Linked DNA regions of Homo sapiens: regions 1 and 3 are each linked to region 2. Evidence: chromatin loops called from intact Hi-C (ENCODE). Cell type or tissue: OCI-LY7. All regions are shown on one strand. Links, peaks and the distances in the headings refer to the core of each region. The heading gives the core; the rest is flanking DNA.

Region 1 (10,278 bases), core at 2,279-10,278, 77 kb before region 2:
TCCAAACTGAAAAACTGAGAAGCAGTGATGCAATCGTGCTGTGGCTGGCAGAATTCTAAGATGGCCCCAGGATCCTGCCTGTGGTCTGTACTCACCTTCTTTCTCCCAGTTAGTCAAATACTCGGTGTTTCTGTGAAGGGGTTTTGCAGATGTGATCAAGGTCCCAAATCAGTTGTGGGGGAACAACCGGTGCTGCTGGCCTTGGGTCTGACGTCTGCACTTGACGGGTGGGCTAAGGCATTTTCACGGGGATTTGACCTATACCACGTTTGACTTGGGGACCGACTTGAGACTTCCCAGTACTTGCGGCTGCCGGGTGGGTCCCCGCTGGTGAGCTATCTGCCTCCTCACAGCCAGCTTCCTCTGAAGGGAGGAGGGGTGCCCATCCCACACCACTCTTCCACCTGGCCACTGTCCACGTGGGGTCCTTGCGGCCCAGTCACCTCCTCAGGGAGATGACAGGGATGATGGCTGTCTCAGACCTGGCCCCTCTGACACAGTCTCCATAGACCCATGCTTCAGTACCTGCCTTATTGTATCATTATTTAAATGGAAAAGTACTTAAAAGCATAATAAGTTAAAAATTGCTGATAACCTTCATTTTCTTCAGGAAAGAACCATTTCTTCACTCTTTTCTGCCATCAACAGACTAGTTTTCTCTTTTTACACATTATGACGGCCACTGCTAATTGTTTACTGTTAGGCAGCTATTGCTGCATAACCAAATACCCCAAAACGTAGTGGCTTAAAGTAACAATAAACATTTACTACCATGTTTGCAGTTTCTGTGGATTTGGGAGTGGCTACAGTGGGGGATGCTGGCTTGGGGTCTCTCATGAGATTATAGTCATGACATTGACTGGGGCTGCTGTTGCCCCAGATTGGGGTTGGAGAATCTGCTTCCATGACAGTAACTCACACAGCTGGAAAGTTAGCACTGGCTGTTAGTGGGAAACCTCAGTTCCTTCCCACTTGGACTTTTCCACAGAGCTGCTTGAGCATCCTCATAACATGGCAGCTGGCTTTCCTGACCTAGAGCAAGTGATCAAGAGGGAACAGCTGTTCTTTTTATGGCCTAGCTTCAGACATCACAGAGCATCACTTTTACCCTATTTATTAGTTGGCTCTTCTGAGTTACTAAGTCTGGCCCAGATTCAAAGGGAGGGAAATTTGGCTCTGCCTTTTGAAGGGAGAAACTTCCAAACATTTGGAGACATCTTTCAAAACCACCACACCTGTCCAGTATCTGTTATTCCCTTCCTTCTGTAACTGTATTCTAAGCAGCAAGGTACCTGGCTAAAAAACATTTCCCAGCCTCCCTTGAAAGAATTGGAGGTTACTGAGATATAAACAGAAGTTGTTAGGTAAGGCTTGCCAAAAGCTTTTTAAGAATGGGAACAAGTAGCTAAAATGTACCCTTTGCCTCTTCCTGTTACTGGCTGTTTGGAATGCAAATGTGATAGCTGGTACTCCAGCAGCCATTTTGTGAATATGAGGCAACTCTGAGACTGGAAATCATATGCTAAAAATCAAAGGGAAAGTGGAATGAAGCCTGGGTCCCTGGTGACATCATGGAGCCTCCCATAACTTACTTGGACTGCCTAACACTGAACTTCTTTTATTGAGGGGGGTGGAGGACTGACATTTCTTGATATTTCTTGATATTTAAGCCAAGGTTACTACCAGATAAACACAGATCCTGGCCGAGCACGGTGGCTCACTCCTGTAATCTCAGCGCTTTGGGAGGCTGAGGTGGGTGGATCACCTGAGGTCAGGAGTTCGAGACCAGCCTGGCCAATATGGTGAAACCCCGTCTCTACTTAAAATACAAAAAATTAGCTGGGCGTGGTGGTGGGCACCTGTAATCTCAGCTACTTAGGAGGCTGAGGCAGGAGAATTGCTTGAACCTGGGAGGCGGAGGTTGCAGTGAGCTATCACACCATTGCACTCCAGCCTGGGCAACAAGAGCCAAACTCCGTCTCAAAAAAAAAAAAAAAAAAAAAAAAAGCAAAAAACCCACAGATCCTAAAAGATAAGCTCACCATAGTTCTTTTTTCACAACTGGCTTATATAGACTCCATCATGGTATTTCTAGGCCCTCTTCCTTCACCGTGGGTATATCTTCCCAAGGGCCTCTGAGCAGAGATAAGGGGGAAAAAAATACAAATCCCTGACTCGCCAACCTCCCTGGCAGCTGGGCGTGCCAGGAGACCACACTTGGGTCCGTGGGATCTAAGGGCCCAGCACGATATCTGTGATTTCCAAGAGACCCCGAACTGGGAGAGAGGAACCCTTGCTGCCTTCTGCTCTCCCTCCACCCACTGCCCGGGACCCAGAGCCTTGCCGGTGGCCCAGGAGCCCCCCACGGGCAGAGGAGCTTCTGCACCCACCCTGCTGCGTCCTCCGGCTACATAATAAGAGAGAATAAGGAGGTCCTCTCTTCCCGCAGCAGGGCTGCCCCTCGCACATACGGCCCTCTCCAGTGCCAAGTCTGGACCCAACGCAGCCCCTTGCGAGGATGCAGTGAGCAGAGCTCACCAGGGGGCCTTGGGAGCTCTGCTGGAGGGACCTGCAGAAACAAGGCTTGGGGAAGGACAACTGGATGCTCAGACAGGAGGACCACCTGGCAGTGACTGCTGTGGGCAGCCCCCTCTCCTGGCTCTCATCCTTTCTCTTGCAGATGCTGCAGCTGCCCCTCTCTGCTGGCTTTGCCCCTTTGGCTCTTAGCATCCCAGGGCTTCCTCTCCTAGCAGCCTCATGGCTCAGCTTCAGCACCCTCTGCTGACTCTCTGAATCTGCAGGGACAGACCCATTGGGGGAGATCTGGTGGGCAGCTGGTGGCTCTGCCATTGGTTCTCCCAGCAGGCCACCTTGCAACCCTGGTCAGCAGAGTGGGCTGCCCCGGGGAAGATCTCAGATCCAGTCTGTCAGGGGAGCACGGTGAGAAGCACGCAGCTGCAGCCAAGAAGCTTCTGGGGCCCCCAGGGGCTGCCCAAGGTGCGCTGTGCAGGGCAGAGGCTGGGCTGGAGTCCTGGCTGGACTGCCCCAAATGCCTGGCGCCCTCATCCTAAAGTGGGGAGCATCGTCCTGCCTCTCATGGGGCTGCCACATAAATATCTCCTCGGTGCTGAAGAGGGCTCTGCAAGGCACTTGATCCACAGGAGACGACCACCCGGGGCTGCAGCAGGGTGAGAGGGCAGTGCCCAGAATGCCAGGACTGTCCAGGACACATGCCTTCAAAGTCAGGGGATACAGCAGAGAGCCTAGCAGCTCCTGTTTTTCTCCTCAACATTCTGTTTCAAAAATTTTCAGCTGGTCGCAGTGGCTCACGCCTGTAATCCCAGCACTTTGGGAGGCCGAGGCAGGTGGATCACGAGGCCAGGAGTTCAAGACCAGCCTGGCCAACATGGTGAAACCCGGTCTCTACTAAAAATACCAAAATTAGCCGGGAGTGGTGGCACACGCCTGTAATCCCAGCTACTTAGGAGGCTGAGGCAGGAGAATCGCTTAAACCTGGGAGGTGGGGGTTGCAGTGAGCCAAGATCACACCACTGCACTCCAACCTGGGCAGCAGTGGGAGACTTTGTCTCAAAATAATAATAATAATAATAAATCAACCAGAAGCCAAAAGAGTAGTGCAAAGAACACGCTTTACTCTGATTCGCCGGCTCTTCAGTGATTGCCATGTTCACTGTATTTCTCTTTCCATCTCTCTGTCTATATCTCTATATTTTTTGAAATGATTTGAAAGTCAGCTGCTGACATCACAACACTTTGCCCTACACATTTGCAAAAAAGGAGGACTTGCTCTTGGATAGCCGCAGAGCCTGTATTGGACTGAAGAACTTTATTGTTAATCTATGAATATTGTATAATATGCAGACCATATTTACATTTTTGCAATGGACTCTTAATCTCTTTTCTATCCAAATAGCTCCTTTTTTTTTTTTTTTTTTTTTTTGAGATGGAGTCTTACTCTGTCACCCAGGCTGGAGTGCAGTGGCGTGATCTTGGCTCACTGCAACCTCCGCCTCCCAGGTTCAAGCAATTCTCCCACCTCAGTCTTCTGAGGAGCTGGGATTACAGGCGCCTGCCACCACGCCTGGCTGATTTTTGTACTTTTAGTAGAGACGGGGTTTCACCATGTTGACCAGGCTGCTCTCAAACTCCTGACCTCCAGTGATCTGCCTGCCTTGGCCTCCCAGAGTGTTGGGATTATAGGCGTGAGCCACTGAGCCTGGCTTAAATATTGCTTCTTTATCAACCAAACTGAGATCTCTGTCTTCAGAATGCTGCACTCTCACCCTGGTCATACCCCATGTTAGGGCTTTTCTGGAGCCTACCCACCTCTTCGGGGTGTGTTGGGAGAGTGCCGGTGAGGGTGGAGAAGGGAGCTGCAGGGACCAGAACATTTCATCCTCTCACTGCCACCGTTGTCTGTAAAGATACAGCTAAGCTCTGACAAAGGCACCGTTGGTTTTCCTGCCCTTTAAGAAGTTTGCTTCCAGGACCACAGACCTCCAGCCCCACTCTCAGCGACCCTAGGCCATGGGGCTGTTCTCAGGCTCACAGCCATCTGTAGCCCTGCCCCCACCCAGTCACCCTCCCATCCTTTCTTAGAGATAAGACAAAAAAAGAGTACCCCTCGTCTTCCCCCAGTGTGCTCTCCAGAAGGCAGGGGGTTATGTCTGGAAGAAATTGGTGATTACTAGGAAATCGTCTACATTTGTCCACCCATCATGACACCAAGCACTCAGGCTTCTCAGGCTCCTGTCTCATCCCCACAGATTGAATTTGGTCCCCACATCCCCAAATTTATGTGTTGAGGCCCCAACCCCCAGTGTGACGGTGGCCTTTGGGAGGTGATTAGGTCATGAGTGCGGAGTCTTCAGGATAGCATTAGTGACCTTTTTTTTTTTTGAGATGGAGTCTTGCTCTATCACCCAGGCTGGAGTGCAGTGGCACAATCATAGCTCAATGAAACCTCTACTTCCTGTGTTCAAGCAATTCTCCTGCCTCAGCCTCCCGAGTAGCTGGAATTGCAGACGCCCACCACCAGACCCGGCTAATTTTTGTGATTTTAGTAGAGTTGGGGTTTCGCCATGTTGGCCAGGCTGGTCTCGAACTCCTGACCTCAGGTGATCCACCTGCCTCAGCCTCCCAAAGTGCTGGGATTACAGGCATGAGTCACCGTGCCCAGCTGGATTCGTGACTTTTTAAGAAGAGAGGGAGGAGAGAGAAGAGAGAGAGAGAACATCTCCACCATGTGCGGTAACAGGAGGAAGACGGCCATCTCCATGCCAGGGAGAAAGCCCGCTGCTGGCGCCTGGATCTTGGACTTCCCAGCCCCAGAACAGTGAGAAATAAGCCACCCAGTCTGTGCTATTTTGTAATAGCCTCCTGAGCTGATAAGACACTCCATGATGCAGGAATTAGGCCCCCTGCACAGGAGGGAAACCTGCTGCAAGAGACACAGTGGGCCACACAAAGCCACGCCCGGGACCTATGTTGGAGCCTGTTGATCTGTTAGATCAGTTGACAGCCAGTTAAACAAACAGGGGTCTCCCATCATAAGAGGTTGGCAGGTGGGCCTTCCCAGGGCCAGGGAAGTGGCTCAGGGGTGCCCACAGGGACCCGGCTCCTCTACCATCCTTAAAGTGTTGGCTTTCTGCTCTAGAGACACTTGTCACTGCTCCAGGTCTGCAGCTGGAGTCAGAAGCCCGGGGAGGCTGGTAGAAGCCAGCAACCTGTGCCCTCCGTAAGAAGAAGCTGCTTTTCCAGAAGACTTCTGCTTCACTTTACTGGCCACAGGGTGCTTGTCCCCGCCAGCACTGGGGGAGATGGGGGAAGCAAGTTTCTGACCTGGCAGCTCTTGTAGGGGAGGTGGCACCGGAGAGTGGCTGGGCACATCCATTGGATCAGCCCATCCAGTGTGGGCCACCCCCGGGGTCTTATTACAGACCCTGAATTCTGACTCAGTTGCATAACTTGGGACAATTTGGGGAACTCATTCAAATTCCAAGTGCCCTTTAAGGTTTAATTGGATACGTAGCAAATGAGCATGCTCTGAGGTGTGGGTTTTTGCTTTCCCAGTAGTGGGGGAGCAGAGGATGAAATGTTTCTAATTCCACAACTCCCTTCTGCCTCTCTGAGATGTCCCAGGGTTTTCCTGGTGAGAATTGTTAGCCTGTGTGTCCGAGGGTTTTCAAGCTCACTGTAAGCTTGATCAAGGCAGCTCTGACCCCCAAAAGCTTCCTCGCAGGTGCGATGGGGGAGTCCCTGGGACCTAAAAGGAGGGCAAGCACCGGTCCTTCTCCCCACAGCCTGCAGCTGGCTCTGTCTTCCCCCACAAGCTGAATGGTTGTGCAGCAGGGGTGCAGGCAGGGGAGGGTGGGGCCCAGGCAAGGGCTCAGCTCCTCCTGGGCTGTGACACTGAGGTCCCGCCCACAGCTCTCCTGCTGGCCCGGCCCACCTGCAGCCTCTCCTTGGGGTCTTCCCCACACCTCCCTTTCTTGTTGAGGCTGCTGGGCCTTTCTCCTCCTGAGCTCTGGCTTCTGCACCTGCTGCATGTTGATCCTTCCCACAGCCCTGTTTCCTAGTCATAGTGTCACCTCCAGCTGGGCCAACCTTTCCCCTGGGGGCTGTGCTCCTGGCTCCTCAGAGGACACACCTCTACCCCAGTCCACTGGGTGCATCATGGACTCCTTTGACCTCCCTCTGGTTGGTTTTGGACTTCAGGGAGTCCCAGCAGGAGATCCCCGGGAGAAAGAAGGAGGGAGCCTCCCCCAGAGTCTCTGCAGGTGGGCTGTGTCCCTCAGGAGCAGGCGGTGGCTTTCAGGGCTCCTCTCCTCATGCTGTTTGCAGGTTTGCTGCACAGCCTTCCCACCCCAGGGTGACTCAGTGGTAATGGCCCCCTTCCCTGCTCTGATCTCTGGAGGGGATGGCCTTCAACACAGCTTTTCCTACACAGTTCCTGTCTCTGTCAAGGCCTCAGGAAAGGCCGCTGCCTGCGGGTGTGCGGAGGCCTTCGCATCTGTGACTGGCACGGCCCTAGCCCCTTCAGGTGAGCCAGAGGCAAGCACTAGTTAAGACTTTCTCCTGTAAGTCAGAGTAGCGACAACATTTGCATTTGGAATACAGTCGTGAAGTTAATTTAGTTTCATGAGCGCTGGCTGAATGCAGGCACTGAGGTGGAGCTTCTGGGCTAGGTACCAGGTGCCAAAATGCAGGTGCTCACAGCCGGGACACAGGACCATGCATGGAGAGAAGGCAGCAGGGCTCAGGAGGAGCTTCTGGGGAAGAGGAGGGGTGCACAGGGCTCGGTGGGCTAACAGGAGTTTGTGGATCCATAAAAGACACAAGGGAGTGGTATGTAATGGACACAGCCCCAGGACCAGTGAGGAAGGGGGAAGTGCTCCACAAGGAAGGGGAGGCCACTGACGGCAGGCACCCCAGGGACGCAGCGAGGGCGGAGGGCACTGTGCTTGCCGCCAAGGCAGCTGGATGCTGTGGCAAGGCCATTGAGGAGAGAGAGAAAGGACTGAGAAGCTCAGAAGGGAAAGGGGAAAGGGCCAGGGGAAACTCTGGGACCGCTGTGAGAAGCATGCCCCGAGGGGCCGGGACCTTCAAACCTCGGCTCTGCTGTGTGATACTGGGCTGGCTAGTGAACCTCTCTGAGCCTGTTTCCCCATTTGAAGAGTAAGAAAAACACCTGTTGTGAGCGAAGCATCAAATAATGCAATGCTGCAGCGTGGGCGCCGCACGCTTGGGGTTTGTGGTTTTCTTCCCTCTTCCAGCCTACACTGGTGACCTTGGAGTCCTCACCTCGCCATGGCCAGCCCCAGGCCATCCCCCCAGGCCCTTTGGGAACCAGGCAAGTTTCCCCCACCACCCACCCCACCCCTCACAATGTGTTCTGGATGATGCCCAGGGCCTCGGGGTCTGCCCCTGGCTGTGTCCTAGCAAAGGCATCAGGCGCGGCGCAGAGCCTCGAGGCAGCCGCGGTGCAGGGAGCAGGTGCTGGCAGCTGCCGTCAGCCCCACAATGTGGCTTTTGTCGGCCGGGGTAGCTGTGGAGCCCAGGAACAACCAATGTCGGGGAACAATTCCCAAGGCTCAGCCTGAGCGAGGCTGCAGCTCTCAACAAAGCCACCGAGAGCCGTTGGGCAGGCGCTTTTGTCATGCAAATACAGGCGGGGGACCGGCGCACTCCCCTGCATGCTAACCACTTTGTGATTCAGAGGAAGCCAGGGCCCTCCCGGGAAAGGCGGTGGCTCCTAGCTTCCCTGGGCCTGCCCTGCCTCTCCCATTGTCCTCTCCTGCACCCGGCTTGGTGAGCATCATGCTGGGCCTGGGACGCAGGCCCGGAGGCTCAGAACTCACAGTCTGACCAGGAAAGATGCAGAGGCTGGAGGACATCACCCCAAAGTGTGCAGCTGGCCTGGAAGAAGGAGACTGGGGAGCTGGGAGAGGGCTGAGCGAGGAGACCCCTCCGAGCAAGCCAAGCTCCCAAGTTCGGACCAGCCAGCCCGGCTGAGGACAGCATCTCATGGGGGAGAGCCTCAGGGGCAGAAGGACTGTGCATCCCAAGGCCCCAATGGGGTGGCCGGTGACTGGTTCCAGGAGAGCCTGGCTGGTGTGAGGAGGGCCAGTCTGCGGGCTCCTGGTGCACAAGGCTTGCATGCTTGAATGGGGCTTGGAGAACAGGTCAAGGGTCCAGGCCCTCTGGGCGGGGCAGGTGCCCCAGGGCTGGGCCTGTGTGCCCTTAGGAAAGGGCCTGACAGGGGCCTGGAGACTCAGGGTCCATCCCGACCCCACCCCACCAGCCCAGATGGCTATTTGGCATGTTGCTGAGTTTTTCTGAGCATCTGTGTGCTTATCTGTAAAACCAGCATCGGAATAAGCTCCATTTTAGGGCCACGGTGAGACGAAATAAAATAATCCAGATAAAATGTTGAGTTCAGTGTTCAGCATGTACTAGGCTCACAATGGATGATATCAACGGACAGCAATTTGCAAAAATTTCCAAACTTAGAAATGCAGATACTAATTTCCCAATAATGCTACTTCTAGGAGTTTATTCTACACATATTCCCACATGTGCAAAATGACATATGTTCAAGGTTATTTTTCACAGATTTGTGATGACCAGAGATTGGAAACAGCCCAACTGTCCATCTAGAGAGCCTGGTTAAATAGATGATGGTCTGTCCATCCATGTCACAGAGTAGTCTGCAAATGAAACAAGAACGGGGTGCCCTTTGTGCACTGACACAGGGATCTGACCTCACAAGGAGACACAAAGGAAGGACCCCTGCACAGCCAGTGCCTGTGGCCCAGAGTCGGTGTCCTATGAAAGGAATGGGGCCAGTATCTTGGGGACCCAGGCAGCCTGCTGGGCAGGGACAGAAGGTCCACTGGGCCCAGGGAAAAGGTTGGGGCAGCAGGAAGGGCAGTGTGCCCATTTCTCTCTCTCTCCTTTCTTCTCTCTCTCTCTCTCTCTCTCTCTCACACACACACACACACACACACACACACACACACACACACACAGAGAGAGACTTGGAGATAGAGACTTTCTCCTGCAAAAACAGACCATCTTGGGCAAGGTGGAGCACACAGCTCTGTAGGCTAGAATAACACAACCAGTCACCATAGCAACAACAGGGAGTTGTAATTTTCAGACTGTGAGCTGCGCCAGAACCCAGGGAGAGGATGCAGGCCACCAGCAGGGCTCCCTCCGGGCAGGTGTCTCTGTAACCCGGGGAATGGAGGCCTCAGCCACCTAACCTGTAAAAGTAGGATCTGATCCGCACACCGCTGCCCTGTGATGCCTTGGAGGAGAAATTGAGAAAGGCTAGGAGCTTTGAAGCAGGCTGAGGGCTCTCCAAAGCGTGAAGGCTGTTAGCCTCTCCCAGCACGCCCAGCGGGGATGCCTGGTCCCCTTCTCTGCTCCCGAATGCCCTCATTAGAGACGCCTGTGTGCAGCCCTGAATTTCTATCATAAAAGCATCTTTCAAATGAATAAATAATGACTAGAGAAAAGGAAGAAAGCAGATTGCATTTCATTGGGCAGGAAAGTTGCTTGGTCTCTCGGGGCTATTTGGCCAAGCTGCCCACAGGTGCCCACTGCGTGAACACAGGTGTGAGTCCCCACCAGATGCTGTTCATTGCTTTCTAAGTACCCTCGCCCCCACCTCCACCCCAACCCCAGCCCCATCCCAGCCCTTCCAGCTTGCAAAGTCATTCTATCATGGCTGTCTCTCCAAAAAAGAGCCAT
Region 2 (8,147 bases), core at 1-8,000:
TTTTTTTGTTCATGACATGTCCCCAGTGCCTAGAACAGAGACATCTGTGAAACGTAAGAAGGAATGGGAAAGCCACCACTGCAGGTGGGCGTCTAAGGAACCTGCAGCCTCTAGCTCTCTTCCCGGTCCTCCCATCCTTGGGCTCATCACCACTGAAAGCCTTTGGCCGATACTTGGCCTATCTCTGTAACTTCAGTTTTCCCATCTGACGAACAGAATTAATAAAATATGCCCAACTTACAGCAAAGAGATAGCACGAGACTAATAAGGAACATGTAAGTGTGATAAGACTGAAAAGGGGAAACAGATAGGAGCCAACTATTCTATTCTTAAAATTAGAATTGAAGGCCATGTGCGGTGGCTCACACATATAATCTCATCCCACTTAGAGAGGCCGAAGTGGGCCGATTGCTTGATCTTGGGAGTTCGAGACCGGCCTGGGCAACATGGTGAAACCCCATCTTTACCAAAAATACAAAAATTAGCCATAAGTGATGGCACGTGCCTGTAGTCCCAGCTATTTAGGAGGCTAAGGTGGGAGGATCACTTGAGCCCAGGAGGTCAAGGGTGCAATGAGCTGTGATGGCACCACCGCACTCCAGCCCGGGTGACAGAGTGAGACCCTGTCTCAAAAATAAAATAAATAGATAACAATTTTAAAAAGTAATATATAGATATAGATATAGATAGATATAGATTGATTGGAGTGAGGGATACAGACAGAAGAACTGGAATTCCACTGAGAGCCTAAGTCCCTTGGGAGCAGGTGTTTCTTCAAGACCTTATCACAGCCGCAGCCTGAAGCTCAGAGTCTCTCACACAGTAGGTGCCCAGTTGATGAGCTGCGCTCAGTCAGCCTTCAAGATGACCCCCAGCATGACCCCCAGTGATCTCGCTTCCCAGCCTTCACAGCCTCACGTGGAATCCTCCCACACTGCATCTAGGACCCAGAGAATACAGCAGAAGTGATGACATGCCGCTTTCAAGGCTGGGTTCTGAAAGGCACCATGGCTTCTCTCTTGGTTATGTTCTCTGTCTGTGTTTCTCTGTCTCTCTGTTTCTATCTCTGTATGATCACTTGCTCCAGGAAAAGCCACCTCCTGAGCAGCCATTTGGAGATGCCCATGTGGAGAGGAACAGAGGCCTCCAGCCCACAGTCACATAAGTATGCATAAAAGCAGTTCCTCCACCCCAGTCCAGTCTTCAGAGACCACTGCCCCAGTCAACAGCTCAACTATAATCTCACACGTGTCCTCGACACTCAGAATAATGAGCTAAGCCGCTCCCAAATCTCTGACCTTCAGAAACTATGTGATATATACATGTGTGTTGTTTTAAGCTGTTAAGTTCTGGGGCCATTTGTTATGCAGCAATAGAAAACTAATACACCACCCACCCACATCTCTGCCTCCTGGCTCTGCTGAATTGGGGCTGGGGCTCAGCCTCCCCCTAAGCTGCCTCCAGCAGTCAAGCCCCTTCTCTGCCTCCCACCTCTCTGGTTCCCACTTCCTCCCTCCCTTGCAGACCACCCTTCTGCCCCTTCCTCAGCAAGGGCCACTGACAGGGGCCAGCACAGACCCCAGCGGAGGAAAGGGAAGGGCCACGAGAACCAGGATCTCACCTGGTCCTTGAACTCGGGGGACTCATGGCTCTGTCTCCTGGCATGAGATGGAACCTCGACCTTGCTCCCACCACATTGACTCAGCCTTGTTTCCTGAGAGGCAGAGGCCCTCACCCAGCCTCCTTTCCCCTCCATCCTTCCAATCCCACCACAAAGGAGCCATGCTATCCCTTGCTTTCTCCAAGCTGCCTAGAGACCATCACTCTCCTAGTCCCACCACAGTCTCTCCCATGCACCTCAGCACTGGGGGCTGGATTCTTCTGCGGGCCATTTCCCACCAACAAATGCAACTGCCACAGCTTGGCAGGAGTTCCTGCAGAAGAGAGAAAAGCCCCGCTGGCTTCTCACACCCAGGATGTCTGCCTCTAGTTGCCCACTGGATGGAAACGTCTTCCATTTCTTAAAGACTCAAACTCCCCAGAGTCTCCTGGTCCCCCTGATGCTGACTGCCCTCAGTCCTGCACCCGCATCCCATTCTCCAAAGAGCTCACAATGGCAGCCAGCAACTGGCAGGGCTGCCTCTTCCTTTCCTCATTAATTTTGTATTTTTAGAAAAGTGATGCACACATGTAGTATACAGTCCAAACAATTATGCAGCATTCTCTCCCTGGCGCTCTCATTCCAGAGTCCAGAGGCCACCACTTTTCTTCTTTAAATCTGCTTCTGAAAACATAAGGAAATATGGCTATTTTTATTTATTATATCTTGACATTATTTGCTGACTTTCTACCACAATAGTGGTGATTCGACACTTGCTTTCCACTGTATTCCCACTTTCCTCCCCCACCCATCATCCCAATATATCTTTAGATCATAATTTTGGGTTAATAATCAGTGTTTACATTACTAGGACTATCAAATTGTGTTAATTGCAGAGCCCAATAGTGTGCAATGAACTTGTTCCTTTCTCATTATCCACTCCTGCCGCCTGCCCCAGAGGAAAATGCTTCCTTCTATCATTCACTTAGTTGTCAATGTCCTTAAGGCTAACTCTCCCCCAAATACTTCCATATTTCTGCCAAACACCTATCAACAACTGCTTCAAACTCTAACACATCCCATAGGCTGGCAGTTCCGCCTTCCCTGGAGGCCTTCTTCCCAGGGCCCTCTGACTTCCTGTTCTGTTGCTACAAACTGCCACCTTGGGGTCTCTCTTGGTCTCCCCGTTGGGCTAGGTCCTGCTTCCTGCACCCCAGGTCCTCCTGTCTCTTGGTTTACTTGATTGTTTGGGTGGGACGCATCCTCCACTATCTCCTGAGGAAGGATACACAGAAGGCAAAGGTTTTAAAGATGTTGTATGCCTAGAAATGCAGTTATACTATTTTATACTTGAAAAATAATTTGGAAAGATATAGAAATTTAGGTGGAAAATGATTTTCCATCAAAGTTTCAAAGGCATTATTCTATTGTCACCTGTCTTCCAGTGCTGCCATCGTGAAGTCTAATGACATTTCATCCTTAAATCTTTGTGTGTATTGTTCTTCTCCCCTGCAACCTCCAGCTTGCGAGGCTTTCTCTTCATCCTGAATGCTTTCAGATTGTATGGTGACATGCCTTGGTGTAGAATTCTAAAATGGTGGTCCTTAACAGGCTCTTTCCGTTCAGAGGCTCCCATCCTTCACTTGGTAATTTTCTTGTATTATTTATTTGAAAATGTCTCCCCCTTGTATCTGGTCTCACCTTTTGTAACTCTAATTAGTGGAACCCCAAATCATCTGATTGACATGCTAGTTGTCTTTGGTGTCTTATTGTCAATCTTTTTGTCTTTTTTCTAGCAATTTTCTTGACTCCACCTTCTATCTTATTTATTAAATGTCCTCTTTCTTGTGCTTTGATGATCCCTTTCTCCTAGAATGCCAATCTTTTTTTTGTGTGTGTGTGTCTGTGGTCTTGCTCTGTTGCCCAGTTTGGAGTGCAGTGGCGTGATCTCAGCTCACTGCAACCTCCACCTCCTGGGTTCAAGTGATTCTCCTGTCTCAGCCTCCCGAGTAGCTGGACTACAGGCATGCGCCACCATGCCCAGCTAATTTTTGTATTTTAAGTAGAGACAGGGTTTCACCATGTTGGCCAGGCTGGTCTCGAACTCCTGACCTCTGGTGATCTGCCCGCCTCAGCCTCCCAAAGTGTTGGGATTACAGGTGTGAGCCACCACACCCAGCCTAGAATGCCATTCTTGTTTCCTGGATGCAATCTCCTCTATCAGCTCCCAAGAATGTGACTGACAGGGGCTTCATGTTGAGCTTTGCTCTGCCCCTTCCCTCTGCTTCCTCTGAGTGCCTCTTCCCTATGTGTTGCTGGTTGTGCTCCATGTTGGCTGCTTCACTCCTGTGTTCAGTGACCGTGGGCAGTTGGTTCATCTCCAAGGGCACAGCCCTGAAGAGCTCACTGAAGACTTCTTGCTGGCAGGGGATGGTTATAGACTGGTGGCTATAGCAGATTCTTTGTTGGGCAACCCTTACCTGCAAACATGTTTAGGTCTCCTCTCTAGGAACATATGTCCTGCCTGGTACTTGTAGGTCATGCTGCCAACTTCCTGGGAGTAGAGTCGGGAGGGGGTCTTGGGGATCTCCTCAGTGTAGGTGAAGTCTTTCTTCTTATACCTCGACCCCTTTTTAGTCCAGAACCCCACCCCTGCCTTCTGCTGTCCTTCAGCCCCTGAGCCTAGAGCCTCCTTTCTACAATTTCCCCAAAGAACAAACTTCCAGGCTTGTCTGAGGCATGCTGTGGAAGGAACCTGGGATCTCAATGGCTTCCCAGACAGAGTGCTGATCAAGCCCCCTGGTTTGGCCTCCACTGCCCCTGCCCCATGGCCTCTGTAGTGCCAGCTGTCTCCACTTGCCCAGGCTTCTGGGTGGGACCAAATGAATGGCCTTGATTATTAGCAGCATCGTCCCTCCTTGCCTTCACCTGTCCTTGGGTCCTAGCTTTGTCCCATCTGTTCCCCTCACTCACATCTCAGTCTACCTATCAAGAAAATGGGGATAACAGTGGTTCCCATCTCCTGGGATTGCTGTGAAGAAGAAATGAGCTCAGGGTGGTGTCATCATCACCAAGATGGAAATAACCTGGGCAGCCCCTCGGGCAAGCTCTGTCCCCAGTGTGTGTTCTGTTCTGCTCACACAGACCCAGAAAGAGGAGCCAGCCAGGTGACAGTATGAAACACACATGTTGAGTGTGCAGAGCCGGGAACTCTGTTCCTTGCACGTGCTCCAGGCCCTGCCAATGGTGCATGACCAGTCACCAGCCAAGCATGGCGCTGAGAACGTATGTGGCCTCCCTGAGGCTTTGCTCAGTCCCCTCCCTCCACACCCACAGAAAGAGGTGTGCACACATGCAAAATAGCAATAATAATAGTATGAGATGGCAGCTGAGACCTGTGCAGCTGATGACAGTTTGAAAGAAGGATGAGCAGGCTCTCTGCCATCTGCCCACCAACTTTTCAAGTTACTTTTACCCACCTTCAAAATTACATCTGCTTTTAGCAAGAATTACTGATGTGATAAAGATGGGAGTGTTCACCATGCAAGGGCAGGTAAGTTGCTCTGTGCCACTGGGGGTTTAACCCTTAAAAGGAGAGGGGTCTCCCTTCAGCTGCTGCAGGATCCTGGTAGAAGGGGGCACAGATGACATGAAAACCCAGGGAGCCATGCCTGCTGCTGGGATCCGGGCTCACCCACCTCGTGCCCCTACCCAAAACTGTCGGGACACGAAGCCTTGCCGGGAGCCTCGAATGCCCAGGGGCTTGGCCAGGCCACAGACTGTGCGGGGAATGTGTGCACACTGCCCACTTTATCCCATGGCTGTGCCCGCCATAGGTTATGCAGCAGCAGTGGGCACGCGCAATTCAGTTGAATTCAGGGAAGCCAGCAAGTGCTAGGGAATTTCGATGGATGACCTAAGCATGGTCAGGTGTCTATTTAGAAAAATATACACGGCCAGGCGCGGTGGCTCATGCCTGTAATCCCAGCACTTTGGGAGGCCGAGGTGGGTGGATCACAAGGTCAAGAGATCTAGACCATCCTGGGCAACATGGTGAAACCCCGTCTCTACTAAAAATACAAAAATTAGCTGGGTTTGGTGGCGCACGTGTGTAATCCCAGCTACTCATGAGGCTGAGAAAGGAGAATCGCTTGAACCCGGGAGGCAGAGGTTGCAGTGAGCTGAGATGGCACCACTGCACTCCAGCCTAGTGACAGAGCGAGACTCCGTCTCAAAAAAAAAAAAAAGAAAAGAAAAATATACACTTAGGAGGGCGAGGCAGGCAGATCACTTGAGGTCAGGAGTTCGAGACCAGCCTGGCCAACATGGTGAAACCCTGCCTGTCTCTACTAAATATACAAAAATTAGCTGGGTGTGGTGGCGCACACCTGTAGTTCCAGCTACTCAGGAGGCTGAGGCAGGAGAATCGCTTGAACCCGGGAGACGGAGGGTCCAGTGAGCAAAGATTGCACCGCTGCACTCCAGCCTGGGCAACAGAGCAAGACTCTGTATCCAAAAAAACAAAAACAAAAACAAAACAAAAAAACAAAAAAGCAAAACAAAAAAAAAAAACCACTTAATGTACATGATGTGGTAGAAGAAAAGCACTTATTAGTGAGAATTGCCGCCTCCTCCTAAGAAGAGTGTCCCCTACTGCAGGGTGCTTTGCTTCTTAATCAGGCTCAGGAGGGAGGGTCTGAGGCCATTGAGACCATGCCTGGAACAAGGAGGCAGACAGCCAGGCTGGTGACTACAGAGTGCCACGCACACACAGGGGGTGGAGCCAGCACCTCTGTGCTCCACCTATGAAGTGGCCGGCAGTCCTTCCCAGGAGGGTGTGAGCTGAGGTCTCCTGGGTACACCAGCCAGCCCACGGCACAGAGCCTGCCTGTTGGTCTCTACCCACAGGGGATCCCCTGCTGCTCCACCATCAGATTTGGGACACCACCCCCCCCCCGGCCCCACCAGAGGGCATCAGCTATGCCTAGGTAAGTGCTCATCTTAGGGACAAGTAAGAACATAATCAACTGCAGAAATGTCTGCAGGTCTGGCAGGCTCTGCCTCTGCTGCCCCATGCAGACTTCAGCCCAGGGCACCCTTCCTGGTGCTGCACTGGCTGTGTTGTGGATCTGCCTTTCCAGGGCTGGCCTTGTAGACCCTGACCCAAGGAGCAGCTGGGCTGGTCCCACTTCCAACCAGCAGCAGGCAAGGGTGGGACAGAGCCAGACTGCAGCCTCCCCAAGGCATGGCTTTGAGTGTTTTAAAAAACTTAAAATGGCCGGGCATGGTGGCTCACGCCTGTAATCCCAGCACTTTGTGACGCCAAGGTGGGTGGATCACCTGAGGTCAGGAGTTCAAAACCAGCCTGGCCAACTTGGTGAAACCCCATCTCTACAAAAAATTCAAAAATTAGCTGAGCATGGTGGCAGGCGCCTGTAATCCTGGCTACTCGGGAGGCTGAGGCAGGAAAATTGCTTGAACCCAGGAGGCAGAGGTTGCAGTGGAGATTGTACCATTGCACCCTAGCGTGGGTGACAGAGTGAGACTCCCTCTCAAAAAAAAACCCAAAAAAACAAAAGAACTAAAAATGTCCTTTATGCTTGGAGTCAAACATTCCAACAGAATAAAGGAGACAATAGGAATGCTACCACCCCAGACCCCAGGCCACTTACCTGACGGTCTCAGTCAGCTCAGGCTGCTATGACAAAGGACTATAGACTGGGTGGCTTATAAATAGCAGGCATTTATTTCTCATAGTTCAGGAGGCTGGAAGTCCCATATCAAGGTGCCAGTATGGTCAGGTCATGGGGAGGGCTCTCTTCAGGTTGCAGATGGCCACGTGGCAGGGAAAGAGGAAGAGAGCTTGGGGTCTCCATCCTCTTGACCTAAACTCCCAAGGGTTCCACCTCCTAATGCCATCGCACTGGGGCCGAAAATTTCTACATATGAATTTGGGGGGAGGAGTACACAAACATTCAGTTCATAGCACCAGAGAAAACACACTAACGTCCATATTTTATGCATCCTACCAGGAGTTTCTGTGTGCACACACACATACACTCATTCGAACAAATGAGATAAATCTATACACATACCCTCTAGCTTCCTCTTTTTCATGAAACAATATACTCTGAAGATTGCTGTGTTTCATAGACCTAAATATACCTCCTTCTTTTTTTTTTTTTTTTTTTTTAGACGGAGTTTCACTCTGAAGTTTCACTCGGAGTTATCCAGGCTGGAGTGCAGGGGCGTGATGTTGGCTCACTATAAACTCCGCCTTCCGGGTTCAAGTGATTCTCCTGCCTCAGCCTCCCAAGTAGCCAGGATTACAGGTGCCCGCCACCACACCTGGCTAGTTTTTGTATTTTTAGCACAGATGGGGTTTCACCATGTTGGTCAGGCTGGTCTCGAACTCCTGACTTCAAGTGATCCATCTGCCTCAGCCTCCCAAAGTGCTGGGATTACACCTTGAGAGCCACCACACATGGCCACCTCCCTCTTTTTTAATGACTGCATGGTAATGCAGACCTAGGGATGTGATGTAATT
Region 3 (10,758 bases), core at 298-8,297, 230 kb before region 2:
GCACAGTCACAGAACACCAGGGTATGTGAGTCACCTCTATGTATGACGGAGGCATCTGACAGCCATCACTGGCGCTTACCCTGGGAATGGTCCTATGGTCTAAGAAGAGTGTTGGCAGAGTTCTGAGTTAAGGAATCCAGGAGTGGCCAATTTGGAGATTCACTCCTTATCCATGAAGGACATCCGAACCCCTGGCCCATCCCTTGGAATGCAGACTGTACAGGGGATAGGAGCCCTTTGTTCTGGGTTAAATAGAGGTTGCTAGGTGGAGGGTGCTAAGTGAAAATGCTACATAAACTGTCTGCTTTTTACAAATGGTAGCAATCTTCCTGTCTAGTTTGCCACCACTGGAAGTGCCCCAATAAACCCTAGGTCTCATTCGCTGGCTCCAGCTCTTAGACATGTTGCCATCGCTACTGGAGTCAGTAGGGATCTGGCACAACACCTCAAGAACGTTCCTCAGATTCAGTTCAAGGATCTCGCTCAGAAATGGGTCTCAGTGCCCCAGAGTGAAGAACAAGTCCACATCCCAAGCCTGCAGTGGAGAATGAGCTCAGGGGCCAATGATCTGGTGGAAGGGCTTGCCCGAGAGAGAAACAGGGATCTCCACTGCCAGGAGGGATGAATAAACTCATCTGAATCAACCCAGCTAATCTGTCCACCCATCAATCCAGCCAACAACTTAAAAAAAATGCTCAAAATATGAGAAACATCTGCTAAAGATATGAGATTAATGAGGTTATAAAGAATGACCTTGTTTAGGACTATTTAAAGTCTAGAGGTGACTGCTGATGCTGGAAGAGTGACAAAGAAACATGAAGATCTTTTGTAGGGTTAAGGGGACAAAAAGCAGAATTCAGGGCCCACCAAGAATAGAAACACTAGTTGGGGCCAGGCTCAGTGACTCACGCCTGTAATTCCAGCACTTTGGGAGGCCAACACAGGCAGATAACTTGAGGTCAAGAGTTCGAGACCAGCCCGGCCAATATGGTGAAACCCCATCCCTACTAAAAATATAAAAATTAGCCAGGCATGGTGGTGGGTGCCTGTAGTCCCAGCTGTTCAGGAGACAGGAGAATCACTTGAACCCGGGAGGCGGAGGTTGCACTGAGCCAAGATCGCACCACTGCACTCCAGCCTGGGCGACAGAGCATGACTCCATCTTTAAGAAAAAAAAAAAAAAAAAGAGGCTGGGTGTGGTGGCTCATGCCTGTAATCCCAGCACTTTGGGAGCCTGAGGCGGGTGGATCACAAGGTCAGGAGATGGAGACCATCCTGGCTAACACGGTGAAACCCCGTCTCTATTAAAATACAAAAAAAAATTAGCTGAGCGTGGTGGCGGGCGCCTGTAGTCCCAGCTGGTGGCGGGCGCCTGTAGTCCCAGCTACTCAGGAGACTGAGGCAGGAGAATGGCGTGAATACGGGAGGCGGAGCTTGCAGTGAGCCAAGATCGCGCCACTGCACTCCAGTCTGGGCGACAGAGCAAGACTCCGTCTCAACAAAAAAAAAAAAAAGAAAGACTAGTTGGGGTGGGTGTCACCCTTTGCATGGGGATACCAAAAGATTGCCTTCTCTGAGAAAACAAGAAAATTAACCCTCATGAGGGCTACAGCCTGGCTTCAGTCATCAGTGTGGCTCAGGAGACCTCAATTTCTGAGCTGGATTAAAGAGAATGTTTATGCTATGAACCTGCCAGAAGCAAGTCTCTGTAAAAATAACAATAATAATAATAACAATAATATCATTATCCTATGCTTCAAAGTATTTTTATAAAGTTTTGCATACTTAATATCCAACTCAAAATGAAAGAGAACCAAGAATTCAAGAAGACAAATCAACACAAACGAAAACTAGTAGAAACAATAGGCAATAGAAATTGACCCATACAAGCCCCAAGTAGTGAGGATATCACATGGAGATTTTTAACTAGCTATGCTTACTACTTTCAAAAAGATAAAACACATAATTAAAAATTCTGCTGAAACTGAAACTGTTTTTTTTAAATGAAATAGCATAAATGAAAGAAGCCAGACCCAAAACGCTATATATCATATGATTCCATTCATATGACATTCTGCAAAAGATGAAACTATAAGGATGGAAAACACATCAGGGGTTATGAGATTCAGAGGATCAGGAGATGGCTATTATAAAGGGGATGCACAGGACAATTTTTAGGGTAATGGAGCTACTCTGTCTGCTACTGGAGTGCTAGCTACAAGTATCTCTGTGTTTGTCAAAACCCATAGAACTGTACACATTACAAAGAGTTCATTTTTAGTGCATGCAAATTACAAAACCTCAACCAGTAGGTTGGGGAATCCCAGGATGGAACACAGACTGTGACAAGACACTCACTGAATTACAAACATGACCTCCGTGAGGGGGTGGGAGGAGGAGCTGGCCTAAGTAAGTTGGGAAAGCGGTGTTCTTACTGGAAACACCTGCAGACAAAGGGAGCGATGCTCTACTCAGCACATGCATGTCAAGTGAGAGCAGGCTAATGATTCCGAAGCTTCCACACAGGTACACTGGGCTTGAACAAACAAGTGAAGGCATGCTGGGTGGTTAGAGCCAGTGTCTCAGTGTGGCGAGTGTGGAAGGGGGGTTATGGATCAACAGTGGGGGCGGGAATGAGTCCTGTAGGGCTGGCCTTGAGTCTGAGATATCAGTGTGAATCCAGGCTTAGTTCAGTGGACAAAGAGGGACAGAGAGAAATCACTAAAGGCACAGGATATGATATGGTTTGGATGTGATCCCAATGTGATCCCCAATGTTGGCAGATCTCCCATGAATGGCTTGGTGACTCCTCACAGTAATAAGTGACTTCGTGCTGTCAGTCCACACGAGAGGTGGTTGTTGAAAAGAGCCTGACACCCCTCCCCTCTCTCTTGCTCCCTCTGTGGCATGTGACGCACCAGCTCCCACTTTTCCTTCCACCATGACTGAAAGCTTCTTGACATCCTCACCAGAAACAGATGCTGGCTCCATGCTTCTTGCACAGCCTGCAGAACCATGAGCCAAATGAACTTTTTTCTTTATAAATTATCCAGCCTCAGGTATTCTTTTATGGCAATGCAAATAGACTAACATGATATACAAATGGGTGAGTACACATACATATGTGTCCTAGCTCTGTCCACTAAGAGAGGCTAGAGCAACAACTCTCCAGTGGCCAGGAGAACACCCAGCGCCCAGGTCTTGGGCTCTATACCATTTTCCAATCAAAGGAAACAGGATCCCTGGAGAAAGGAGAAATCCAGGAAAGAAAGGCAGAGGCTGCAGCATATCTCTGCTTCCCTTCAGCCTGAGTTGGGGGAGACCCCCAGGGTTGCCCCAGGTCTAGCTGGAGCTCATTTTGTCATATGCTTCAACTCAGGTCCATCCCTTCAAAGTCAGTGACACCACTCATCTGTGCTGCCATCAGAGGGACTTTGACAAAATGGGACTAGACCTGCCCTGAGGCCCCTAACCTAGAAAATCTCCGCACTCCCTTCACCCCAGCCTGCAGGGTCCTAAAGCCGGCTAGGCCTGCTCTGCATGGTTCACCAGGCCACCTCGTGGGACGCAGCTTTGCATGAAGAGGCCATTGGTTTTCTTCCTCCGCAGTTGCACCTGGAATCTCTGCCCACAAAAGCTAAGGGGGAGAAAATGGCCAGTCCAGGTGTCGCACAGCTGCAGGCAGAGATCCTGGCGGACCCCTTCTGTAACCAGAAGGCACCCTGTGGGGGGCTCCCTTTTGTCTTGGGGCACCTCCACCTCTACTTACAGCTGCCTGTGCCCCTGCGGCAGGCAGGGCAGGTTGGGAAAAATAGGTCCCAGCTGAGTCACACTCTTAGCTCCAGCCCAGACGGCTTCTTGGGCCAAGGCTGCTTCGGGCTGTGCTGTGCAGTACAAGAGTCTGGGTTTGTCTGGAATCCACAGTAAATAAAAAGGACATTCCCAAATGGCTCATGAAAATAACTTGCAAACACCAGGGAGAAAATAGATCATCTTAAGGAAAAAACAAAACTCCTAATCCACACTTCCTTCCCAGGCTCACTTTTTCCCAAAGAGATGTTTTTATAAAGTCATGAATGGGTTTTAAACACATATAGTAGAAGGACGGTGAAAGCAGGCTTAAAAGGGATGAAATGCTGATTTAGTTAAAAGAGAGTGATGCAGAGAACTGGGGTTTGGACACCCATTCCCGAGGAGCCACAGCCTGCAATGTGCCACGTGTCCCTCCAGACACCCAAGGCCATATGCGCATGCGTGAGGATATTTGTGTGAGTGCTTTGTACATGTGGGAGCATGCTGTGCACATGTCCAAATATCTTGATCACAGAATCCTGCTTTCTGGAAAGACACATGCCATTGTGTGAATGGATGATACTTAAGTCATCCTGTTTGGTGGGCATTGGGTGTTTCCTGACTTTTGTCACAAACACTGCTTCAGTGAACACATTTGTCATTGTCTTTACTCAATCATGAGCACATTTGCAGAATAAAATCCTACAGAAGAAATCACTGAGTCACATGTGTGCAAACACAGTTTGTTTGAGTGATGTTGCTGGAGCCGTGGGGAGTCGAGGTGGGCAGAGCCCAGCGAGGGGTCCACACCAAAACTGGCCAGACACCAGCCACAGGGCCTCTGACCTCGGCCACACTCCCCAGGGGGCACCAGAGGAGCAGCGCCAGCATGCCCCGAAGACAGGACGAATGCCCACAGTCAGCACCACCATAGGGAGGAGGAGCAGAGGAGGGCTGAGGAGACTCAGGCATCTGAATAAGACTGAGATTCCCATTAGGCTTTGCCCATCCAGGACCAGCTGAGAGGACCAGAAGCAGTGCTGAGTCCAATTGCCCTGTAGACCCTCCAGCCTGAGGAGCAAGGTGCAGTGGATGGGGACAACTGTTCCAGAAGTATGAGTGGGAAGCAGCTGCATTCATCTGCATGTAGGAGAAGCAGCCACATTCCCCTGTACCTGGAGTCTCAGCTGGAGGTCCACAGTATCTTCCCAGGAGAGGCAGGTCAGCATTTCTTATCCTGCCTCCAGCTGCCTGAGGTTAAGTTCTAGGTGAGGGTGACGAGAGGTGGGGGCTCCCTGATGTCCAGCCACCACTCGTGACATGAAGGCTCTGCCTTGGGCACAGTGCTGCTGAGAATAGTGAGGCCCCACCAGAAGAGGTAAGCTGAAAAAACCCAAAGCTACTGCCCACCTCCATCCATCAAGTGCCTAGCTCCTGAGGTGGGACTATCACCTGGAGAGAAGTGCACCCTTGTCCCCACCCCCAGCTCAATATCCATTGCTTGGAGATTTTTCCCAGAGAACCTGAGGAGTTCATCTGGAGTCAGAACATATATCAAATTCAGTTCATATCCACAAGGATTGGTTCCAGGACTCCCCAAGGATACCAAAATCCATGAGTGCTCAAGTCTCTTGTATAAAATGGCCTAGTATTTGCATATAAAATACACACATCCTCCCATATACTTTGAATCATTAAATTACTTATGCAAGGTAAATACTAATGCAATATACATGCTAGGTAAATATTTGTTATACTGTATTGCATAGGGAATAATGACAAAGAAAAAAGGCAGTTCAATATGGACACAACCATCTTCTTCTTTAAAAAAAAACAAACTAACAGTATTTTCTATCTGCGGTTGGTTAAATGATGGCTGTGGAACTCAATGATATGGAGGGCCAACAGTACCAACCTCCAGAACCACTCCTTCAAAGGATCCTGTATTTGATTGACTCCGTCTGTAGAGCAATTGAATCTCAAGGGCATTGTTGAGAACAACACCACAATCAGCCAGCAATTACTGGAGCTTAAAGCTGGTGTGGTCAGGGAAAGAGACAGTCAAAGAGGGACTGCCAAAACCACTGCCATCACTGTGACTGTGGAGCCAAAGCTGCCTGAAGAAGCAATAGCAAATGTTCAACACCAGGGGAGTAGGTTTCACTTAAACAATCCAGCCCTTCACTAAAAAATAAACAAGTAAATAGCAAGCCCTCTGGGGGAAATGGGGACAAGCACCCAGAGATGCTACAATATATTATCTGTTATCTAAAATATCCCAGCAAAAAATAATGAAACATGCTAAGAAACAGGAAAGCATCATCTGTACCTCAGAAAAAAACAGCAAGAGAAACTTCCTGTGAGAGTAACTCGATGTCAGATTTTTAAAAATAAATTTTATTTGTCTATATTTGAGGTTTACAACATGATGTTATATGTATACACAGAAAAATGGTTACAATAGTGTAGCAGATGAACATAGCTGTCATCTCCTATAGCTACTTTTTTGTGACAAGAGCAGCTAAATAGGTGTCAGATTTAACAAAGACTTTAAAGTGGCCATTATAATATGTTCAAAGAACTAAAGAAAGCCATGATTCAAGAAGTAAAGCATGATGACAATATCACATCAAATAGGAAATAGCAACAAAGAGAGAGAAATTATTTTTTAAATGAAGATACTGGAATTGGAAAGTACAATAATGGAAATAAAATTCACTAGAGTTTTTAGTGGATTAAACTGGCAGAAGATTAAAACTGGCAGAAGAAAGAATTCATTAACTTGAAGATAGATCATCAGAGAGTATGCAAGCCAAAGAACAGAGAGAAAAATAAATGAAAAGTGAACAGAGCTTCAGAGATATATGAGACACCATCAAGCACACTAGTATACACATCATGAGAATACCAGGAGAGCAGACAGAAGAGAAGGAAAAATATTCAAATAAATAATGACTGTAAAATTTCTAAGTTGATTGAAAAACAATATACATCCAGGAAGCTCAACAAACTCCAAGTAGGATAACCACAGACATCCACAAAGAGTAAAATGTACTATATCTCAAATAGTAAAAGTGCTGGAGGAAAAAAAAGCTGAAAGCCAAAATCAAGTAGACAATTTTGAAAACCTGCAAACAAAAAAACAAAACAAAGCAAAACAAAAACATGTCCCTTACAAAAGAATTCCCATAAGATTCACAGCTGCATTCTCAAAAAAAAAAAAAAAAAAAAAAAGGCCAAAAAGCACTGGAATCACATATTTAAAATGCTCAAACAGGCCAGACATGGTGGCTCACATCTGTAATCCCAGCACTTTGGGAGGCCAAGGCAGGCAGATCACCTGAGGTCGGGAGTTCAAGACCAGCCTGGCCAACATGGTGAAACCCCATCTCTACTAAAAATACAAAAATTAGCCAAGTGTGGTGGCACACACCTGTAATCCCAGCTACTCGGGAGGCTGAGGCAGGAGAATCGCTTGAACCCAGGAGGCAGACGTTGCAGTGAGCTGACATCGTGCCACTGCACTCCAGCCTGGGCAACAGAGTGAGGCTCTGTCTCAAAAAAATAAAAAATAGGTCCCTGCGGCGGGTGTGTTTCGGCCTGGCCTGGGCAGGCGCTTGTGCTGCCAGGGCGCCGGGCCCGGGGAGGCCGGGGTCTCGGGTGGCGGCCGGCCCAGGCGCTGGACTGCAGCAGGATGGGGAAGGCGAAGGTCCCCACCTCCAAGCGCGCCCCGAGCAGCCCCGTGGCTAAGCCGGGTCCTGTCAAGACGCTCACTTGGAAGAAAAACAAGAAGAAAAAAAGGTTTTGGAAAAGCAAGGCGCAGGAAGTAAGCAAGAAGCCAGGAAGCGGCCCTGGTGCTGTGGTGCGACCTCCAAAGGCACCAGAAGACTTTTCTCAAAACTGGAAGGTGCTGCAAGAGTGGCTGCTGAAACAAAAATCTCAGGCCCCAGAAAAGCCTTTTGTCATCTCTCAGATGGGTTCCAAAAAGAAGCCCAAAATTATCCAGCAAAACAAAAAAGAGATCTCGCCTCAAGTGAAGGGAGAGGAAATGCTGGCGGGAAAAGACCAAGAGGCCAGCAGGGGCTCTGTTCCTTCAGGCTCCAAGATGGACAGGAAGGCGCCAGTACCTCGCACCAAGGCCGGCGGAGCAGAGCACAATAAGAAAGGAACCAAGGAAAGGACAAATGGTGATATTGTTCCAGAATGAGGGGACATCAAGCATAAGAAGCAGAAAGCTAAGGAGGCAGACCCTGCCCCACCCACCGAGGAAGACATGTGGTTTGACGACGTGGACCCGGCGGATATCGAAGCTGCCATAGGTCCAGAGGTGGCCAAGATAGCGAGGAAACAGTTGAGTCACAGTGAGGGCAGCGTCAGCCTCAGACTCGTGGAAGAGCCGGCCTTCGGCGGCCTGACAAGAGCCTTAGCCTTGGACTGTGAGATGGTGGGCGTGAGTCCTAAAGGGGAGGAGAGCGTGGCCGCCCGTGTATCCATCATGAACCAGTAGGGGAAGTGCGTTTATGACAAGTAGTCAAACCAACCGAGCCCGTGACGGACTATAGGACAGCGGTCAGTGGGATTCAGCCTGAGAACCTCAAGCAGGGAGAAGAGCTTGAAGTTGTTCAGAAGGAACAACTGTCAGAAGGAACAACGGTACTGTCACCGCTTATCTTCAGTGACACCCTGGGGTGAGGGGCTCAGCACCTTCCTCTCGGGGAGCCACATTTTCCTCCTTTGTCTTAGGGGACATAACAAGCTCTGCTGGGCTTGAGGGACCCAGACCAGGTGTCTGCAGTCAGCTCCTGAGACACGGCTGGCCGGCACAACAGGTGTTACATCAGGGGTTTCCTGTGGCCGTTTGGACTTTGAGCGTTTATCTAAATTAAATTGGCCCAGGGTTGGCTGGTGGGTCACCCAGCAGAGGCTTCTCCCCATAGCACGAGGATGTGTCGTCTGGGCACGGTGACCGCGGTTATTCCTGGAGGTCGGCAGACATGCCGACCTTGGGCTATTTGAGCTGGAGAAGCTATGTGATGCTAGCCAGTAGCTTTCTTGGCTAGGCCCCAGTTTGAGGCTCCCCTGGGAACTAGAGTCAGGAACAGCCAGTGGCACTGACAAGGGGACGGAGTCCAAGGCATTATTGGGCCACCTGACAGCTGGACAGAAAAGGTGCAGTCACACCGAGGATGTGATTTAAAATAAATGCAGAAGTTTACTTTGAAAAAAAATGAATAAAATAAAAATAAAAAATAAAATAAAATGCTCAAAAAGAAAAAAAAAAACTATATCCAGCAAAACTATCTTTCAAACATGAAGATGAGCTGAGCATGGTGACTTATGCCTGTAATCCCAGCACTTGGGAGGCAGAGGTGGAAGTATGGCTTGAGGCCAGGAGTTTGAGACCAGCCTGCACAACTTAGCAAGACCCCATCTCTACAAAAAATAAAACGAAAAATAAATGAAGGTAAAATAAACTCTCAAATAAACAAAAACTGACAGATTTTGTTGCTACCCGACTTCACTTCCCCACTTACAAGAAATACTAAAAGAAGTTCTTCAGGCTAAAACAAAGTGACCCCAGAGGGTAATTAGAATGTACCCTAAAAAAAAACCCAAAAAGTGCTGGTATAGGTAATTACGTAATTACATCGTATAATTGCAAAAGACATATAAAATGCATGTTTTTTTCATTGTTCTCTTAACTGATTTTAAAAGCAATTATATAAAGTTACATATATAGAATGTATAGTTGGACATATAACATATAGAAGTGCAATATACTTGCCAATAACAATAAAAAGGAGGTAGGTGGCAACAAAGCTGTATTCGGCTAAAGAAATGGCTACAGACGGTAACTTGAGTCCACAGGAACAAAAGAGAAGAACTAGAAATAAGGAAGAAGGTTAATATAACAGAAGCTATTAATATATACTCAGTCTTCTTTCTTCTCTAAACTTCTTTAAAAGACATAAAAGTATATAATGTAATAATTATTAAAGAGTCTCTGGGTTTGTAACAATAATGTAATATGTATAACAGTAATATCACCAAAAGTGGGATAAAAGGAACAGAGCTATATAAGAGTAACGTTTCTATGTATCACTAGAACTAAGCTAGTATAAATATGAAACTGATGCTAATAATTTAGGACGTATGTAGTAAGACTTAGAATAGCCACTAAGGAAATAACTAAAAGAATTGTGAAAAAAAATTAATGAAGTTAAAATGGTACATTAGAAAATATTTAACATAAAGGGGAATCGAGGACTGAAAAGACGTAAAACATATAGCACCCAAAAAGTAAAATAGCAGATGCAAATCTAACTATAACATTAAATGTGGATGGATTAAATAATACAATCAAAAGGCAAAGATTATCTGGCTGGATTTAAAAAAACATGATCTAACTATGTATTCTCTACAGGAGATGCACTAGGCCCAAAGACACAGTGGGATGGAAGTAAGTGGATAGAAAAAGGATGCACCATGCATAAAGCAATTGCAAGAAAGTTGGAGTGGCTATACTAACATCAGACATCTGACAAGCTAGACTTTCAAACCAAAAAAAGTTTGTCAAGATAAAGAGATATTTAAAAGTGATAAAGGGATTAATCTATCAGGAAGATAAAGCAATTATTTAAAAATTATGCACCCAGTAATGGAGCACCAACATGGAGGAAGCATAAACTGACAGAAAGGAAGGGAGAAACAGACAATTCAGCAATGAGAGTTACAGATTTCAATACCACATTTTCAATAATAGAGAAAAGGTTTCCAATAAGTAGTCTAAGTTTCTACCTCAAGAAACCGGGGAAGGGGCAAAATTAAACCAAAAGCAAGGAAGAAGGAAATAAGAAGTAGAGGAATATAAATCCATTAAATTGACTACAGACCAGTATCTCCCATGAATATAAATGCAAAAATCATCAATAAAATACTAGCAGAACTAATCCAGTAACTACAAAA

What was found. A loop is a pair of places that touch in the nucleus more often than their neighbours do. Peaks named below come from ENCODE experiments on the same cell type or tissue, not always from the same donor. Only the 100,000 strongest peaks of a DNase experiment are listed, where the experiment ranks them.
Region 1: a loop joins it to region 2, with 4 times the contacts of the local background. A loop is called at or near these places in 18 of 110 quality-filtered maps.
Region 3: a loop joins it to region 2, with 4 times the contacts of the local background. A loop is called at or near these places in 2 of 110 quality-filtered maps.

The regions. Positions count from the first base shown.
Region 1 is chr15:31,304,612-31,314,889 of GRCh38, reverse strand. No RefSeq gene overlaps it. Among named protein-coding and RNA genes, the nearest start is that of KLF13, 17 kb to the left of the region's middle. RefSeq lists enhancers at 1,930-2,690, 7,532-8,117, 6,885-10,278. In OCI-LY7, for the core only: no CTCF peak of the experiment used is centred there; DNase peaks (open chromatin) are centred at 6,409, 7,169, 8,159, 9,659 and 1 weaker place; H3K4me3 peaks cover 3,666 bases; H3K27ac peaks cover 4,924 bases.
Region 2 is chr15:31,227,713-31,235,859 of GRCh38, reverse strand. It overlaps LINC03034 (long intergenic non-protein coding RNA 3034), which reads left to right and starts at 4,998. Exons shown (of 4, transcript NR_171016.1): 1 at 4,998-5,153; 2 at 6,509-6,588. In OCI-LY7, for the core only: no CTCF peak of the experiment used is centred there; DNase peaks (open chromatin) are centred at 4,889, 6,379, 7,449, 7,699 and 1 weaker place; H3K4me3 peaks cover 4,278 bases; H3K27ac peaks cover 6,043 bases.
Region 3 is chr15:31,450,867-31,461,624 of GRCh38, reverse strand. It overlaps the pseudogene LOC400347. Among named protein-coding and RNA genes, the nearest start is that of KLF13, 130 kb to the right of the region's middle. In OCI-LY7, for the core only: CTCF peaks have their summits at 3,649, 5,783 and 5,983; DNase peaks (open chromatin) are centred at 1,554, 2,344, 3,574 and 4,244; H3K4me3 peaks cover 4,736 bases; H3K27ac peaks cover 7,640 bases.